Regions from separate parts of the Homo sapiens genome. Here region 1 is linked to region 2. Evidence: read pairs that join two places in POLR2A ChIA-PET (ENCODE). Cell type or tissue: HepG2. All regions are shown on one strand.

Evidence for each region. Peaks named below come from ENCODE experiments on the same cell type or tissue, not always from the same donor. Only the 100,000 strongest peaks of a DNase experiment are listed, where the experiment ranks them.
Region 1: POLR2A ChIA-PET joins it to region 2 with 9 read pairs; 1 of 35 experiments calls an interaction of 5 or more read pairs at or near these places.

What each region holds. Positions count from the first base shown.
Region 1 is chrX:24,193,949-24,196,448 of GRCh38, forward strand. The region is part of intron 5 of ZFX (zinc finger protein X-linked); the gene reads left to right. Among named protein-coding and RNA genes, the nearest start is that of ZFX, 45 kb to the left of the region's middle. In HepG2, no CTCF peak of the experiment used is centred here; no DNase peak of the experiment used is centred here; H3K4me3 peaks cover 277 bases.
Region 2 is chrX:23,825,699-23,828,198 of GRCh38, forward strand. No RefSeq gene overlaps it. Among named protein-coding and RNA genes, the nearest start is that of SAT1, 44 kb to the left of the region's middle. In HepG2, no CTCF peak of the experiment used is centred here; a DNase peak (open chromatin) is centred at 1,093.

The DNA.
Region 1 (2,500 bases), 370 kb after region 2:
CCATTAAACACTAACTCCCCGATCCCCTCCTTTCAGCCCCTGGCAGCCACCCTTTTACTTTCTGTCTCTTAGGAATTCGACTACCCTAGCTACCTCTTATAAGTGGGATCATACAGTATTTTTTCCTTTTGTGGCTGGCTTATTTCACCTAGCATGATTTTTCAAGATTTATTCATGTTGTAGCTTGTGTCAGAATTTCCTTCCTTTTTAAGGCTAAATAGGATTCCATTGTATGGATAGACCATATTGTGTTTATCCAGTGAAAAACTATTTTAAAGCAGTAATCCTTTGCCTTACCTACCCTTTGTTCTTCCTGGCTTACCCTTCTCCCCCCCACCAAAGCAACTGTAGCAGGTCCTGGAATAACACGTTATTTCCTTATAATGTTGATGAGAAAGAAAATCGACTTTCTGTTGGGGCCACTGTCCCTGTGGCGTTTGCACATTCTCCTCATGTCCATGTGGGTTTCCTCCCACATCCCAAAGCTGTGCACATTAGGTTTATTGGCATGTCTACACTGTCCCAATGTGAGTGAGCATGCCCTGTGATGGTTCCTGCCTGGTACCCTGAGCTGCTGGAGAGGCTCCTACACCCATGACCCTGATCTAGAATCACTGGGCAAATAATTATCTTGTTTTTACTACTCTTTCTTAAATATATGTGTAGCCCACATTTATTTCCATGTTTAATGCTACAAGTGTTTTAGACTATATTTAGAAGTTTGGTGATGTTTTTGTGACCAGAAATGTGCCATAGGAACTTAACTCTTGTTTATATCAATTAGCCTACAGTAAAAAATTTTTTTTTTTTTTTTTTGAGGCAGAGTCTCACCCTGTCACCCCAGCTGGAGTGCAGTGGTGCTATCTCGGGTTACTGCAATCTCCACCTCCCTAGTTCAAGCAATTCTCCTGCCTCAGCCCCCCAAGTAGCTGGGACTACACGCATGCACCACCCTGCCCGGCTAATTTTTGTATTTTTAGTAGAGATGGGGGTTTCACCATGTTGGCGAGGCTGATCTCGAACTCCTGACCTCAAGTGATCCTCCCACATTGGCCTCCCAAAGTGCTGGGATTACAGGCGTGAGCCACTGCACCCGGCCAAAAAACTGCTTTTGTTATATACTACGTTGTTTGGCTGAAAGTCACAATTTCCGAGAACCTACCAATGACATTACGTGAGGACTTACACTGTACTTCTCTTTCAGCTATTTCTAATGGTACTTATCTATATGATTGTAAATAATACGCTTTCTTGATTTTTTTTTGAGACGGTGTCTCGTTCTGCACCCAGGCTGGAGTGCAGTGGCGTGATCTTGGCTCACTGAACCTCTGCCTCCCAGGTTCAAGCAATTGTCCCTGCCTCAGTCTCCTGAGTACCTGGGATTACAGGTGCCTGCCACCGTGCCAATTTTTTTTTTTTTTTGAGATGGAGTCTCGCTCTGTTGCCCAGGCTGGAGTGCAGTGGCGCGATCTCGGCTCACTGCAAGCTCCGCCTCCCGGGTTCACGCCATTCTCCTGCCTCAGCCTCCTGACTAGTTGGGACTACAGATGCCCACCACCACGCCTGGCTAACTTTTTTTGTATTTTTAGTAGAGACGGGGTTTCACCATGTTAGTCAGGATGGTCTCGGATCTCCTGACCTCATGATCCGCCCGCCTCGGCCTCCCAAAGTGCTGGGATTATAGGCGTGAGCCACCATGCCCGGCGTGCCCGGCTAATTTTTGTAGTTCTAGTAGAGACGTTTCACGATGTTTTGCCATGTTGGCCAGGCTGGTCTCTTGTGATCTGCCCACCTTGGCTTCCCAAAGTGTTGGGATTACAGGCATGAGCCACCACGCCCGGCCACTTTCTTGATTTTTATTACTTCTGTTTTATATGTTCTTTCTTCACGTCCTGTTGTGATAGCTGACAATTTTGCTCACTTTTGTTCTCACCTCCCTTTCCCGTGACTTTTCATGATAAGTGTGTTACAATTTTTGGTTCTTTGCCTTTTAGAATTTAAGTAATACATTAACATCTTTATTTCTTGTTCCATCAAATGTGGACAGTATCTTTTGACTCCTCCTTTTTAAGATGAGGATATCAGTGCCTTTGCCCTCCACTTTCCTTGAGCTGTTCAGCCTACCTTCCAATCTATGTTTACTTTGTATTGTTGAGGCTGATCCATCTAAGTTTATTTTTTTTGAGATGGAGTTTTGCTCGTTACCCAGGTTGGAGTGCAGTGGCGTGATCTCAGCTTACCACAACCTCTGCCTCCCGGGTTCAGGCGATTCTCCTGCCTCAGTCTCCCGAGTAGCTGGGATTACAGGAATGCACCAACACGCCCGGCTAATTTTTCTATTTTTAGTAGAGACGGGGTTTCTCCATGTTGGTCAGGCTGGTCTCGAACTCCTCACCTCAGGTGATCCACCTTCCTTGGCCTCCCAAAGTGCTGGGATTACAGGCATGAGCCACTGCGCCCAGCCAATCCATGTATGTTCTATAACCATTAGCCTTCCAAT
Region 2 (2,500 bases):
CACAGATTGTACATTATGATAATGCTGCCTGTAACTACTCTGATTGTTTCATGTACTTACTTTGTCTTTGAATCTGAATTGTAAAAGGTATTTCTCTACCTGCCCACCATAACAAAGTATCTACACCAGGCATTCAGTGAGTGCTTAATAAATCTAAGGGGGAGAAGCCATAGAGATTGAAGGCCTTTAGAGAGTTCCTCTTTTTTAGATTTGGAAGTTAGAAACAGAGACATGTACTCTGAGGTTGAGGACAAACAAATCAAATACCTATGCATATCCTATAGAGGTTTTGATTGAAACAGAATCAATGCAATTTTGAACTTTCAAGAATTCACACATTCACAATGTATATATCACTGCATTAGATCAGCACTATGGGAACACTAAGAAGAAGGACATTTGTCCTGGCCTCAGGAAGATTATAGCCTACTAGGGGAGATCAGGTATGAACAAACAAGGGTAGAACAGGCATGAAGCCATAAGAAATCTAGAATGTGATCTAGGAGTTCAGAGAGAAAAGGTTTTCATGTCTGGAAAGTCAGTTCTTCAGAAAGGTACCAGTGATGGTGAATTCAACAGAAGTACAAGTAAGTTTAAAAGGGTATCAAAGGGTACAGGCTTTTCCTACATCTCACATCCTGCACATAAATAACAAGAACAGAACGTGTCCCAACGGGAAAACAGCAATCACACAAAGAAGACTGTTAGTAGTAAGTTAAGCATCTTTAGGTCAGCAGGACCACAAAGAGCCAGTAACACAACATGAGGAATGGAAAACAATACCATGTTTGTTTGGTAAGATAGAGAGGAAGTATGGAAAGGAGAGGAGGTACAAACAGGAGACAAGTGGGGTGTATGAGGAAGGAAAGGCTCCCAGGAGCACGATGCTTCCAGTTCTGAAGAGCACCTGCAAGGGGAACAACACACTAAGTGGTCTCTGCTTTTCTTCATAAAATGACACAACTTCCAATCCAGGGAAACAGGTCCACCAACAGGTCACAGCTTCCCTCTTGAGCAATGGTGTAACTGAGGGTTGTATTCCTGACAAAAGATTCAGAAAATGAATCAGCTTTTTAAAATTTTGTTGAGACAGGGTCTCACTGTCACCCAGGCTGGAGTGCAGTGGTGCAATCACAGCTCACTACAGCCTTGACCTCTGGGGCTCAAGTGATCCTCCCACTTCTGCCTTCTGAGAAGCTGGGACTACAGGAACACATCAGCACAACTGGCTAATTTTTGTATTTGTTGTAGAGACAGAGTTTCACCATGTTGGCCAGGAGGTGTCTTGAACTCCTGGGCTCAAGTGATCCACTCATCTCAGCTTCCCAAAGTGCTAGAATTACAGGCATAAGCCACCACACCTGTTATTTTTTTTTTATTCCCCTTGGAGACGGGGTCTCACTGTCGCCCAGGCTGGAGTGCAGTGGCACAATCATGGCTCACTGCAGACTCGATCTCCTGAGTTCAAGTGACCCTGCTGAGTAGCTGGTACTATAGGCACATGTCACTAAGCCCAGCTAATTTTTAATTTTTTATAGAGATGGGGGTCTCTCTCTGTTGCCCAGGCTGGTCTCAAACTGCTGGGCTCAAGCGATCTTCCCATCTTGGCCTCCCAAAGTGCTAGGATTACAGGCATGAGCCACTGCACCTGGCTGAATCAGAGCTTTGACAAAGTGCCACAGACACAAAGACACCCATAACCTTCTAAATTTTTTTTTTAAATGGGGAGAAATCTATCATACGCCTTCACTACAGGAAGGGCCCCAGTGGACGCACAGAATCAAAGTTTACCAAATAAATACAATACTTTTTTTTTTTTTTTTTTTGAGACGGAGTCTCGCTCTGTGGCCCAGGCTGGAGTGCAGTGGCGCGATCTCAGCTCACTGCAACCTCCTCCTCCCAGGTTCAAGCAGTTCTCCTGCCTCAGCCTCCTGAGTAGCATTATAGGCACCTACCACCATGCCCAGCTAATTTTTCTATTTTTTAGTAGAGACGAGTTTTCGCCATGTTGAACTCCTGACTGCAAGTGATCCACCTGCCTAGGCCTCCCAAAGTGCTGAGATTACAGGCTTGAGCCACCACACCTGGCCAAATTCAAGAGTTTTAATACTAACTTCCTTGCCTTTTGTAGAATTCGCTTCTAAATATTTTCATTATTTTTATTCATGTCAATGTTACATGGGTACAGAGTTTCAAACAATTCCGCTGAGTCTGTTGTGAAAAACAAGTCCCATTGTCTCCCTCTCTCCATCCTTTTTTCTTTTGCTTTCTTTTAGTGATAGAGTCTCCCGCTACATTGCCCAGGCTGGTCTCAAACTCCTCCGCCATCCTTTTCTTACGTGCTAATGCTACATAAAAATCTCTTTCTTCCTGTCTTCCTGGGGTTTCAGGAGTTACAGTTATGTATGTATTCACACATACCATTATCTGGAAGCCATTCTCTCATAATTTAGAAGGGATATGGGAGATAAATTAAACAGCTGATATTAAAAAGCTGATG